Linked DNA regions of Homo sapiens: all the other regions are linked to region 2. The links are chromatin contacts, found by Hi-C in ENCODE. All regions are on one chromosome and are shown on one strand. The core of a region is the stretch at or near the end of the contact, and the rest is flanking DNA. Distances in the headings are between cores, read along the strand shown.

What was found. A loop is a pair of places that touch in the nucleus more often than their neighbours do. Pooled maps may share reads with other maps.
Region 1: a map of GM12878 shows a loop between it and region 2 (11-fold over the local background). The contact joins two enhancer-like sites. A Hi-C loop is called at or near these places in 2 of 168 maps with a recorded cell type or tissue (GM12878 and gastrocnemius medialis), 5 of 37 single-sample maps with no recorded cell type and 6 of 50 pooled maps.
Region 3: a map of PC-3 shows a loop between it and region 2 (26-fold over the local background). The contact joins the promoter of LINC01871 here to the enhancer-like site in region 2. A Hi-C loop is called at or near these places in 2 of 168 maps with a recorded cell type or tissue (GM12878 and PC-3) and 5 of 50 pooled maps.
Region 4: a loop to region 2 is called in a map of CD4-positive, alpha-beta memory T cell, with 2.6 times the contacts of the local background. The contact joins two enhancer-like sites. A Hi-C loop is called at or near these places in 2 of 168 maps with a recorded cell type or tissue (CD4-positive, alpha-beta memory T cell and GM12878) and 4 of 50 pooled maps.

The regions. Positions count from the first base shown.
Region 1 is chr2:8,406,832-8,410,341 of GRCh38, reverse strand. No RefSeq gene overlaps it. Among named protein-coding and RNA genes, the nearest start is that of LINC00299, 80 kb to the right of the region's middle. Within about 2 kb of position 1,426, at least 6 of the 41 ENCODE cell types and tissues checked have a DNase peak (open chromatin) inside an H3K27ac peak, as active enhancers do.
Region 2 is chr2:8,002,358-8,005,559 of GRCh38, reverse strand. No RefSeq gene overlaps it. Among named protein-coding and RNA genes, the nearest start is that of LINC00298, 27 kb to the right of the region's middle. Within about 2 kb of position 1,764, at least 14 of the 41 ENCODE cell types and tissues checked have a DNase peak (open chromatin) inside an H3K27ac peak, as active enhancers do.
Region 3 is chr2:7,724,355-7,727,859 of GRCh38, reverse strand. It overlaps LINC01871 (long intergenic non-protein coding RNA 1871), which reads right to left and starts at 2,081. Exons shown (of 2, transcript NR_183384.1): 1 at 2,007-2,081.
Region 4 is chr2:8,471,417-8,474,584 of GRCh38, reverse strand. No RefSeq gene overlaps it. Among named protein-coding and RNA genes, the nearest start is that of LINC01814, 110 kb to the left of the region's middle. Within about 2 kb of position 1,809, at least 6 of the 41 ENCODE cell types and tissues checked have a DNase peak (open chromatin) inside an H3K27ac peak, as active enhancers do.

The DNA.
Region 1 (3,510 bases), core at 177-2,676, 410 kb before region 2:
GTTCCTAACCATCTGTAAGTGCCAAGGCCAGTGCCAGGTCTTTAGTCAAGGTTAATAGATGGCAGCCGGTGAGATAGAATTCCAGCCTCCTGGGAGCCCCTCTCTAACCCTCCTCTGTTCCATCTCCAGCCCACACCCCCTTCTCCCTGGGCCAATCAGCTGCACTATTTCATCCCATCCTAATGAGGGGAGCAGGTGGCCCAGCCATACTCTGGGTCCCTTCTGTGCTTCTCCTTAGTCTTCCCAGCCACTGCTGATCCAGACCCAGACTCACACATGATGTTACGATGATATGGGCTTCAGCTTTGATCAAAGCTGAAAACTGCAGCTGAGACCTGTGCTGGCTGATAAATTAGCAAAGACTGATTTCAGCCAGTTGGGCCAGAGTCTGCAAATAAGTGGTGCCAAGAGCTGTTGGCATAGTTCTAAGTCAGGCCCTTCTAAACTATTCCTTAAAGAACGTCACATCATGGAGGAGGAAACTGGTGGTGTATTGTAGATGTAGGATGGTATCGAAAGGGCCCTCTGTAACCAAGAGGCCAGTAGTTCCCTTTGTCCCTGTTGATTTTCTGCCAGCTTACTCATACTCTGTCAGTAAAGTGGAGGAGAAGGTCATAGAAGAGAAAAAGACAGGGAGGGCCTGCATGTTTCTGTTATTTCCAGTGTGAACATTACAAGCAAGCTCATTAGGGTAATATTTTCAGTGGAAAGGTACATTTCTACTGGGCACAATGTAAGAATATTTTGCTCATGGAATTTTCACTTAACAATAGGGAAAAAAATCCGTTTTCACCAGGCAGCCTGGGCTCCAAGTATGGATTTGACAAGTGTTTCCCCAAATGCCACCAGGTCTGAAGTACGCAGCTGCTATGGAAATTTCAGAACTCTCAAAAGAGCCCCAAATGTATTTTAAACAATCACCAAATCACATATCTAAATTGCTCTTTCTATTGTTGCTAACAACATTTGGGTGTTATAATTAGAGCGACCCCAGAGATCTTGTCTGAGAAATCTTACACATTCATTTAGCTTCTGGACTTTCTGTGCTTTCATTTAGTGTCATGGTGAAATGCAAGGAGTCTGCCTGGCGACTTTCACATCCTATTCATTAGAAGTTTTACTTTCTGGCCCTAAGACGTTGATGTTTGGGTTTTCAGAAGTGTAAGATCATCTTGAATCTGAAACTGTCTTATCTTTGTGTCATTTTTCTTGAAGTCTCACCCACCTGTCTCTCAATCTCATGTCAAAAGTCATCCCATGACTCTTCCATGTTGTCTGATGTGATTTCTGGTTCAGTTTAATGAAGTTGTGAGAAAGCACATCATGGAGATGGAAGGAGGCTGTGTTTTCTACTGTGTGACAGTGTCATTGACTCATCCTAGCGATGCCACTCGCCGCAGGGCTGGAGAGCAGTTGATTGGCTCGAAGAAGAGGGCACATGGATTTATGTAAACCACTTGTGACCATGTTCGGGACTTTTGCAGGGCCTTAAAATTCTATCACAAATGACTCAGCTCTCTTCACAGCTATATTTTTTCAGGCATTTTTCCCCATTCAGGTTTGATAATTTTCTCTCTCAGTTCCTTCTGGTTAATCTTCTTATCTTCAAAATGTAAAACTACCATGCCCATTTTAAAATTAATTTACATGCTGAAGTTTTTTTTTTTTTTTTTTTCCAGACAACTTTCTCCTACCCTTTTTAAAGATGATATCTAACAGGGAAAAATCATGCTGACTTCTTAAAGTCTATTCTGGGATTTATTGGCAATTTGTTCACACACATTAAAGGTTATATTAGAAACTCCCCAAGTACTCACATTAACCAATGAATATAGCATATCGCAGATAACTTGGGCATCACTGTGGGACATAAACAAGGGGTCTCATTGCTTTATAATCTATGTATGTATACCCATTACAGCTTGGTATAGAGTAGCATTGAAAAACAGAGTAAGAATAACTTTTTGCTGGTCGGGCGCAGTGGCTCACAGCTGTAATCCTAGCACTTTGAGAAGCTGAGGTGGGTGGATCACCTGAGGTCAGGAGTTTGAGACCAGCCTGGCCAACATGGTGAAACCCTGTCTCTACTAAAAATACAAAAAAATTAGCTGGGCGTGGTGGCACAAGCCTGTAATCCCAGCTATTGGGGAGGTTGAGGAAGGAGAATCGCTTGAACCCAGGAGGTGGAGGTTGCGGTGAGCGGAGATTGTGCCACTGCACTCCAGCTGTGCAATGGAAGTGATACTCCATCTCAAAAATAAAATAAAATAAATATAAATAAATAATAACAAATAACTTTTTTTCTGTAAATTTTTCTGGATTTTTAGTGTCACACAGCATTTTGGCTCAGTTTTAACTGTTCCAATCACCTGAATTGACATTGTCATCGAGATCTTTATTGAATAAAACTGTGTGAATCAGATTCAGCTTTCTTTTGAGGATTAAAGTAGGCATTGGGAAGTATACAGTATTAGTCAGGGTTCTCTAAGCGAAACGTAACCTGTAGGACATATAGAGATAGACACGTGGGAGGTTTACAATGTTAATGGCTCCCAGGGTTGTGGAGGTCCAGACGTCCTGTGACCTGCCCTTTGCAAGCTGGGGAACCATGAAAGCTGGTGGGGAATTTAGTTCAAGTCTGAAGGCCAGAGAACGAGAAGTTTCAATGTCAGGAGGCAAGAGTAGAAGGATGTCCCAGCTCAAGCAGAGGGAGTGAACTCACCCTTCCTTCACCTTTTACTCTATTCATTGGATAGATGATGACACTCACATTGATGAGGATTGGTGTTCCTTACTCAGTACACTGATTCAAATGCTAATCTCTTCTGGAAACGCTGTACCAGGCAACCCAGAAATACTGTTTTACCAACTATCTGGGTATCTTGTAGCCCAGTCAAGTTGAAACATGAAATTAATGATCACGTATAACTTTGGTTAGACTGGAAGGTACAGAATCTGAAGCTCATAAAGTTCCCACCTTGAGGCCCAGGAAGTACTTTTAGTAAATTGCTGGTTACAGAGAAACCTGGAGGTAGAGTGATGATTTTGGACACAACTTTGTATGCCCCGGGTCTGCCTGAGAACTGAAATACTTCAAGAAAGACCAGGAAGTAATTCAGCTGCTCTGTGGGTGACTTTGTCCAGTATATGGAATAGGAATGAAAACCCCTGGTGAATGGAAAGGCTGGCTTGGTTTTCACACCGTTTCCATGCTGCTCTGCTTCCTGAGGGGCAGTTTAGAAGTTCAAGAGGGCTGTGTCCTCACATGGCCGGGGAGACGGAGCACCAAGCTGGGGCTCTGTGTGGTTCAGATCTGCTACCAACTGCGTGTCATTTAAAATCAGTTCTTTTGTGTAAGGATTTAGAAATAAGCTTTATTTTTAAAATTAATTTGTGTGTGTGTTGAGGGTGGACAGTGCTAATGGCATCATTTTAATTGGGATTTTTTTAAGCATAATTTTTAAATAAAATATTTTCTAATTTCGAGCAAGGATTCCTTTATTGGGGATT
Region 2 (3,202 bases), core at 515-3,014:
CCCGTCTCTACTAAAAATACAAAAAATTAGCCGGGCGCGGTGGCGGGCGCCTGTAGTCCCAGCTACTCGGGAGGCTGAGGCAGGAGAATGGCGTGAACCCGGGAGGCGGAGCTTGCAGTGAGCCGAGATCGCGCCACTGCAGTCCGCAGTCCGGCCTGGGCGACAGAGCGAGACTCCGTCTCAAAAAAAAAAAAATAAAATAAAATAAATAAATAAATAAATAAATAAAGTTTTAAGAGACACAGTGGCTCACATTTGCAGTCCCAGCTACTGGGGAGGCTGAGCTGGGAGGACTGTTTGAGCCCAGGAGTTGGAGGCTGCAGTGAACTACGATTGTACCACTGCACTCCTGGGAAACAGAGCAATAAGCAACAACCTGTCTCAAATAAAAGAAAAAAAAGAAAAAAGAAAGAAAGAAAAGAAAAGAATGCATTTTTATCCAGAAGATGGCGTGGTCAGTATCACTGGAGCCTGTCATTCTACCCAGATCCTTTCCCCAGCATATGTTAGATTTCCATTTGGATTCAGGCAGAATGAGTTCAAATCCCAGCTCTGTACGGACCATCTCTGTGACTCTGTGGAAATTGTTTATTCTATAATATACTTAACTTCTCGGGCTGCTTGTGAAAATTACAGGGGATAAAGTAAGTGAAGTGTCTGGAAAGTGGTGGTTAATTGGTCAGTAGTAATTGCCTTCCCTGGTTGTCAGGGGTCACCCTTTTTTTTAATCTAAAGGGGATGATCTAGACTCCAGTTCTGGGTCTATTTTCCCCCCAAATAAAATCCTATCCTCTCAAGAAGTAAAGTAAGAGAACAGTGAAAGTGTCGATGTCTATAATATTACCTAAATGTCTCCTGGGATACTGTGAATGGAGTGAGGGAGTTCATAAAAAATTCTAGCATTTCATTCATTTTCAGCTGCTGTCTCTGATATATGGAAGGCTGTAATTTCACAAGGAAGTGAAACCTTACCTCCTACCAGGTGTCAGTATATTTTAAGCAAAGAGATATTACAACTCGGGAATTATTGAAAACCTATGTTCTTTCCCTGCAATTGCTCGAGGCAGATTTTGAAAGCCACATTTTGAAATCAGCCTATGACGTCATCAGAACTAGCTGTAATCGAGGTGACACAGTTGATGACTCTCTGGGTAGGGCTGGTGTGGGAGATAGTGATAAACATTTGGCCTGAAGAAAGCTGGAAGACAGATCTATTTTTAGATTTTTATTATGCAGTTTTATCTTGAGTCTCTTTAAAATTGTGCAACTCTCAACTCTCCAAACAAATGAACATTTCATTGCTCTGTATTCTAAAACAATTTCTTAAAAACTTGCTTTCTGTCTTTTTCTCAGCTCTCTATCTCTCAAAAGATTAAAAATCAGAAGGTAAATTGCTTGTGTCCTTTTCATGCACCCAATTTCAGCTCATTTTAAGTGTTTAATTTACTTAAATAGCCTTCAATTCATCTTGGAACTATTTCGACTTAGCAAGAAAATATAAGAACATATACGATTTACTGCCGTAATAGCGTCTTGGAGAGGTATGTAGTGTGTGTGTGCACGTGTGTGTGTGAGTGTGTGTTTGTCTCCCCCAAGGAGCAGCAGCAGTGCCTGGTATTCACTCTGTTCCTATTTTTGTCTTTTGTCATCACTGCTGTAACTGAGCCCACTGTCATCTGGTAGGAATATTTACCCGCTGGATCTGACTTGGCTGGGTAGCGGTGAACACACATCTGGAGTCTAGACTTGGCGGCTCTGTGGGCAGGCTCGCAGCCCAGGGCTCCATCAGCCCCAGGGCTCCAACACTCCGGCGCCCTGCTCTGTTGACATAGCTGGTGGGCTGCCTCATCAGTTTCAGCTGCCTGACCCCCTGGTCCCCCAGCCTCCCCCATCCCTGCCATATCCCAGCTCTGTGCACTTTGGAGAGCCACCAGAGGAGCGCCTCTTCTGCTTCCTTCTGCGAGCCCCCTCTACTCAGGATGCTTTGCTGGAGAAGAAGGGAAGGAGGAATCCACGTTAATGTGAAACCTGCAGACAGTGATTCTGCTTCAGAGATAAGGGGTTGCTTTGGATGGGAGAGGAGCTCTGATAAAAGCACTAAGCGTAAGAAAGAAAAAATCTGATGGGGTAAAACAGATATATACCTTGGAATATATGATTTGGGTTTAAATCTTATACCCAGCTGTTACACCAGATGTGTGGCCTGGAAAGTCTTTGAGGCTCAAATTCATTATCTATAAATTCAGGGGAAGAGTGATGACCGCAATAAGTTGTTGGGCAGGATACAAACCTGAATAAAGACAAAAGGTCTAGTTCAATGTCTGCCTTAAAGCGACAAATAAAAATCAGTTCCCTTTTTCCTGGTCAATGTTTCATTTACACAAGTCAGAGTGATTCTTTGACCCAAGGCAAGCAAAACATCCTTGAGATTTGCTGAAAATAGAGGGCGCTTGGGGGAAACATTCATGTGAAATGAGAAGTTTTTGAAAAAGATCCCACAGCAATATCTGCTTTTAGATAGAAGGTAACAGAGACAGAGGCGATCACATTCTTGTGGCGGCAGCATTTCCCATGTGGGATCTTGTTTTCTCTTGTCTATTTTTATAAAATGATACTAGCGTGAGGCTTTGATAATGGGTTGGTGACTTCTATAGAATGAGGCTGAGCCCCCTGGGAGTTGAGGCTCCCCTGAAACGTCAATTTTGAGATTTGAGAGATTCTTAATACACATGCATTGGTCTATGCGTTAACAGCAATGGGTTCTTAGTGTATTTCCCTCACAAGGAGGCTAAATCACACTGTTTACAGTTATTTGCATATGTGTCTAATCAGTTATATCTGCAATAAAATGATACCTAAATCAATTTCTTGCAAAAAGAATTATTTGGATGTCTACCCAGCAAACAAAAGTGTTTGAGAAATTATAAGTTTCTTTTGAAAGTCTATTTTATTATACTGTGGTTGGCAAACCACGGCCTGCAGCCCACAGACAGAAACTGTGGATCTGCATCCAAGCCTGAAATATGTATCCTCTGGTTCTTTACAGAAATGTTTGTTGATGCTTGTAATTGTATAAATAAATAACAATAAAAAGTGTAGTTTTCTCTTTTAAAATTGGGAATACCTGTTGGTACTGTGTGACCATGGTATTTTCTGGTTTACAATCCATCCTGCATGCTCATTTTACTACAGTATTATGAGT
Region 3 (3,505 bases), core at 832-3,331, 280 kb after region 2:
TGTCTCTGGAGACAGTGTCTTGCTCTGTCCCCCAGGCTGGAGTGCAGTGGCATGATCACAACTCACTATAGCCTCAACTTCTTGGGCTCAAGTGATCCTTTCTCTTCAGTCTCCTGTGTAGCTGGGACTATGGATGTGCACCACCATGCCTGGCTAATTTTTTTAAATTTTTATTTTAGCAGAGATAGGGGGTCACTATGATGTCCAGGCTGGTCCTGAACTCCTGGCCTCAAGCAATTCTCCCACCTTGGCCTCCCAAAGTTCCTGGATTACAAGTGTGAGCCCACCGTGCCTGGCCTTAAAGTTCAATCTTAACATGGGCCCTGGCCCTGTTCTACTTCTAAAGATCTCTTTTGAATTCTCAACCCCACCTTTATCATGGGCTTCTGTTCTGTCCTTCAGAAAAGCCCGCCAGAACCAAAGATGGAAGTTACTGAAGATGGTGAAGCTAGGGAACCCCAATAAGAGCTCCCATCTTATTTCTCATTGCTTGCTTACAAGCACACTATTCTCTAGCTTCTGACCTATGAAAAGTGCTTGGCACACATTTGTGCAACAAAACTGACTGTGCTAGCTCCAGGTGCAAAACTGCCCAGCAACCACTAGACACAGTTCCTGCCCCACTGTGCTCACCCCACCTGAACTAACCAAATTATTCTGGCATAACCATGTTAGAAAAGGACTCTTGGGGACTGCTACGGGACAGCCAAGGTGGCTCAGGGGTGCTAGACAATGTGCATCTCAACATGCTTCACAAATGATTGCTTATGTTTAATAGTACATGCTCACGTGCATGCTATAATGGCTATCATTTTACACATCGTAGCTCACTCTGCACAAATAACTCTAAGAGATTTTTCCTCTTGTTTCAGAGACATAGAGAGATTAAGGAACATGCCCAAGTGCAATATGGTTAGGGAGTGGTGAAGCTAGGCTGCAAATCTGGCTCTTTTTGGCCCTGCACTTTAGGCTTTAATTCTGCCAAGCCAAAATGCCAACACAAACTGTCACACTCCATCTACCATCTTTTTTTTTTTTTTTTTTTCTGAGACAGAGTCTCGCTCTGTCCTCCAGGCTGGAGTGTGATCTTGGCTCAGTGTAACCTCTGCCTCCCGGGTTCAAGCAATTCTCCTGCCTCAGCCTCCCGAGTAGCTGGGATTACAGGTGCCCACCACCATGCCTGGCTAACTTTTATATTTTTAGTAGAGACAGGGTTTCACCATGTTGGTCAGGCTGGTCTCGAACTCCTGACCTCGGGTGATCCACCCACTTCGGCCTCCAAAGTGCTGGGATTACAGGCATCAGCCACTGTTCTTGGCCCCATTTATCACCTTAGCTCTGAGACCGGCCTCCAAGAGGGGTTCCCTGTGGAGTAAGATGTGCACATTCTACTTATTCTCTCTTCTAGGTCAAGTGAGAAAATGTACTTGAAATCACTTTGTAAGCTATAAGGTACTCTATAGAGAGTACCTTATATATATACATGTATAAATGTACACATATCTATACACATAAGTACAACTATATTGCTCACAATTCACAAGAAATGTGTGATTCATGTTAAATATTCAACATGTCGAATGTATTGGGGTTGTCTATCTTGATATAGATACTTGTTCACAAGCTATTAGTATGCCCTATTGACATTTCATACAAATAAACACAATACACACACACACACACACACACACCCATGTTGCTCTTCCCTCTTGGGAATGTTTGCTCAAGAGGCTGAGGCTGAAGTTGGCCTCCTGCTATGTCTGAGAGCAGCCCTTGCATAGGTGTGAGTGTGCACAGGAATTTATTTTCTAACCAAGGGAGAAATTGACAAAGTGAATAGAAAAACCACAAAAGCAGCTAAGTTAGATTTGGGTTCAAAAAAAGAATGCAGACAGAAAAGGAAGACTGTGAGGGGAGAGTTGATAGGTGGTTTAAGGAATGTCTGGCGAGAGGCAAGGAATAGAGTAAAGAAGAGAAAAAGTAATAAAAATAACTGCAACACTCACCTCTGAGAACAAATGACTGTAGTTGCTGCATGCTTAACGTCCCCATCTTATGAAGCACCACACATCAGCAGAAATGAGATACACAGCAGGGAGGTGTTAGAAATCTGGTTTTGCAGATGATTTTGTCAAATCACCTACAGCTTTGCTCAAACCAGTTCCAAAGGCTTTAACCACATGGTTTGCTTGTGTGCACCTATTTCCTGAGTTGCTCTAAATTGCATGACTTGGGGTGTAATGGCAATTCTTTGGGTTTTTGTGGCTCCATTTCTATGAGACACATGATTAGAAATCCTGTTTGCTTTTTGCTTGTCAAGCCTTAATCAGCTACCACGCTGGGCTTGTGTGAGGGCCCTGATAATCAGCCTGCTTTATGGAGAAGGCAGAGTGGAAACAGGACAGGAGACTTCCCATGGCACGGATACAGAAACGCAGCTTTCTTCGGGTTCTCCTTAAACTCGGAAAGTATCTCTTGTCTGAAAAATTTAAGTCACAATCTCTAATTAATTAGCTAACTAGCTCCCCCTCTTGAAACGTCTTTCAGATAAAAACTGCATAATGCTGCAAAGCAATGGCCTAAAATCAGACTAATCTACGTCTACGGCAGTCCTTAGGATCCATTGTGTCAGAAAAATACATAGAAATGTCTTAAAATCTGCCCAAACACAAAAACTGTAACTGTGCTATTACTTTCGTTGGGTTTATACCTTTCAAATCATCTTTTTTCCTTAAAGGTATTTTGACACAGCTTAAAAAAGAAAGGCACCAAAAGCCTTAGCCTGTACAGCGAGCTATAAAATTGCTGCGAGCTTAAACAGTCAAGGTAGGAAAAATGGCAAAAGTTATGTCCCCAACAAATAAGCTTGTGCTTTTGTCATAAATGAAGACTCTTAAAATGTGATGCCACCCCATGACTTATTTTGTATTATCTTATTTTTGTTTTGCTCCAGTCATTCTCTCCCTTTATCTTACATCAAAAACAAGAAAAGTTTTGCCTATGTCTACAACTTAAGTGAGGAACCTATTATGTGATTATGATATAAAATTCAGAGCCAGTGATAGGCCGTCGTGTGGTGTAAACATTTCAGAGGATAAGAATAATAGCAAAGAACTAAATTGAAATGTAATCCGTGCTGAGATACTGTAACAAAGTCTCGTAATCTCTTTAAGCCAGCTGTTCTCAACTTTGGCTGCCTATTTGAATCTTGCAGAGATCTTAAATCCTTCTTGATGCCTGGGTCTCACCCTCCAGGGATTCCGATTTCATTTGTCTAGGTTGTGACCTAGTGTCATGGGTTTTAACAGCTCCCCAGGTGATTCAAATATGTGGCCACGATTGAGAGCCCTCTTGTCAGCTGACTGTACTGTATACACGGATCTCTGACAGTAAAGGTCATCACCTGGTTCCCTGATTTGTTCTGGTCTTATTTGTGTGCCAATGGCTCTTTCTTGGACTTCAGAGTTTTATCTGCACAGATGATTCTGATACTGCTTCTGGGACT
Region 4 (3,168 bases), core at 560-3,059, 470 kb before region 2:
CTTTGTAAGGTGGACGTTGTCAACCCTATTTTACAGATGAGGAAACAAAGGGCCAAGAATTGAAATGACCTCTTCAAGATCACAGAGCTAATCACTGTATAGCAGGGTGTCCACCCCAGCTGAGGGTGAAAATTACGTCTGTTCCATCACGGCACCCTCTCGAAGGAGGTGATGAAGAAACTCGTTCTGTGCTATTCCTAATAGCAGTCACTTCGGGCACTGCTTCATCAGCAGCTCCTACGGCCATCTTGGTGTCCATGTCCACTCCGTGTCTCAGCACTCTGTAGCTGTCATCAGTTTGATGCATCTCCCCTTCCCTAGGAGAACCGACAGGGCTGTCTCACCTGTAACACAGGTGAGGGGTTAGGGAGGAGGTAAGGGGTTAGGGAGCTTGCATGTTGGCCATCCCAGGCACTGCCAAGAGCCAGATCCATTCCTTTAATCCATTGACCCTGGAGTTTGGGAAGAGCTTTCATTCTGAAGCATAGGACTCTGAATTTGCAAAATGTCTTACAGCAGAGACCACCATAAAAATAATTGCACTTTGGTTGCTCTTCTGGATAATCTACAGATTTGTAAGTCTAGAAAATCAGACACTGCCATTGAACCAAATTTGAAATTCTGTAAGGCCTTGGGGTGTGTCCAGGTGCCCTGAGGAAGTGACCAAGGCCATCAGGGTGCTGTTACTGACTTAAGCTTGAGTTTCTTGACATCGGCATCTTTTTCCTGTGGGGAGGACTCCATAGCCAGGCTGGTGCCAGCCAGGACCTGGGTGCCCTTTTCCCTGGCTGCTTGTCTGCTTAGGCTCTTTCCAAGGCTTTAGTTCTGCCCATGTCTGTAAAGAAGGACCATCTTAGGAGAGGGAGAGGGAATGCCAGAGGCCTCCTGGTTCATCATCTCATTACAATACCTCTAACACCTTTGACCTTAGAGTCCTTCTCTTCTTCTAGAGCTACAAATAACACCAGGAAGGTGTGTGGCAGTGGTAGGGCCTCCAGACAGACTTGGTTCCACCAGGCTTTGGAGGGAAGTCATGTACCTCTCAGCCTCATACTCCACATCTGCAAAATGGGAACACGAAGGTCCATGTTGCCAGGGTAAGGAACAAGGCATATTTAGCACTTGTTGCCAAGTAGGTATTCCATAAATGGTTACTATTATTCTTCTATAATAAACTTATTACATAAATCTAACTTTATAGGGCTTATGGGAATTGGAAGGGCTCAGCTCTGATGTTCCCTTCCTCCTTACCTCAGCCAGGAAGAATCCCCCTTTTCCTCCCTCCTGCAGGCCTTGTCTTGCCTGACCATAGAATCTAATACCAACCTTGTAATTGTCATCTGAATACAGACTGCGTCTTATCTACTTAATAGATTGAGGCTCACAGAGGTTAAGGGCTCAAGATCGCAGGCCGGTTAGTGGGGAAGCTGGAGTTCATACACTGACCCGTATTCCTTATCTCAACACCATGAGAACAACAGCATTAAGTGCCAAGTTTCAGAAACTCACATGAAAACTCTTGCTTTTGCTTAGAGGTGGGAATGAGAGGTTCTGAGCTGTCCCATATTGGACATAGGGAACTGGACAGGCCTCCTGGTCTCTAGCACACAGCATATTTTACAGGGAACTTACCAACTTTCCACTTTCCCAACCGGAGGAGGGTTTAGAAACAGCCCCCAGTGATATGGGTGTAGAAACTCCTGAAAGAGTATAGCCATGGAGAGGAAGTGCTCAGAGGTGCTGGGCCAGCAGGAAGTGGGAGCTGTTTCTAGCACAGAGGATGTGGCTCAAGACAAGGTATAAGAAATGAAAGTCAAGAAAGAAGTAGAAGTGGGATACTGAGGTGCCTCAAGCACAAGGAAGTGGCTTTATTGGCCAAGGTGGAAGGACAAAACAGCATTGCAGCGAAGATTTTGGGTGGGTGTGGAAGCCATTTTTCCTCTTATAGTGGCTGCATGAGGGAGGTGTTGGAACCTGGGGATTAGACATCTGGTGTATGGTGATTCTCAGTCAACTCTCACGGGGACTGCATAGAAACCATCTTGAGGAGAAATCGAACTTGTGAAGGCAAAGAAACATTGATTTCAGTGAGGTTTAGTTGACTGAGTTGTGCTTGCATTTTAGTCTTACAGCTCTGCAGGATGTGCTGGTGAGCTGGGAGCTACCCTGGGGAGGCAGCTCTGGTTTTCCTTAGTGTTGAGGGGTCTACCAGCCATTGAGCACAAATGGTGTGCTGGGGCTTACAGAGAGCAAATAATTTCATCCTCACAGTAACTCGTAAACTAGACAAATGCTATCACCCACATTTTACAGAAAGGAGGCAGCTCAGAATCACAGTATTTAATTAACTTGTCCAAAAGTAGAGTTCAGCTGGCAAATTGACGTGAACCCAGGTCTCTCTGATCCAGAATTGAGATTCTTTCTGCTAGGTGGCTTATCCATATACAGGTCTTGTTGGGAAATTTTTCTCCCCTGCCTATGAACGAGAAGCATAATCAGAGGCCACTTTGCGGGGCAAGGGTCCCTTTGAAAATCAGATGAAAGCCACTATGAAAGAGTGCATATGCCCCACAACTTTAGGGGGCTGAGGGCACCTCTGAGGTGCATCCAGAAGTCTCTTAATGTCTATGGAGCCCAGCTCAGGAAACCTTGTGATAAGGAAAAAAGGAACCAGAAGATGTCAGAAAAGAAAGAATTTTTAATGTAAGCAGATTTAAAAACTGCATTGTACGTACAGCCTACACACTCTGAATTTGTTGCCTTGAACATAACAAGCTTACATAAACAGGCTTCCATTACCTTATATGATAAATGTTCTTCTGGTTTGTAATGTGCACGTGAAAATGGACAACTCATTTGAACATTCTACAGGTAGATGTTTTTTCCTACCATAAAAGCCAAAACATCAAATAGCTTAAAACAATATACCTGGAAGTCGACATGATAAAATAGCATCACTTCCTTTTCCTTTACTACTCAGTTATTTTTCCCTGAGGGCAGTCCCTTTGCAGGTGGTATAGGGATGACTTCCATGCTATCACCCAGACTCACTTTACACTACTGCTATAGTCATCTTAAAGAAATTTGCATTTCATTGGAATGTATGTGTTTTCACTAAATTGATTATTTATGTTATACTCCCTTCCAGTGATCCTTAAAAATGTTCAT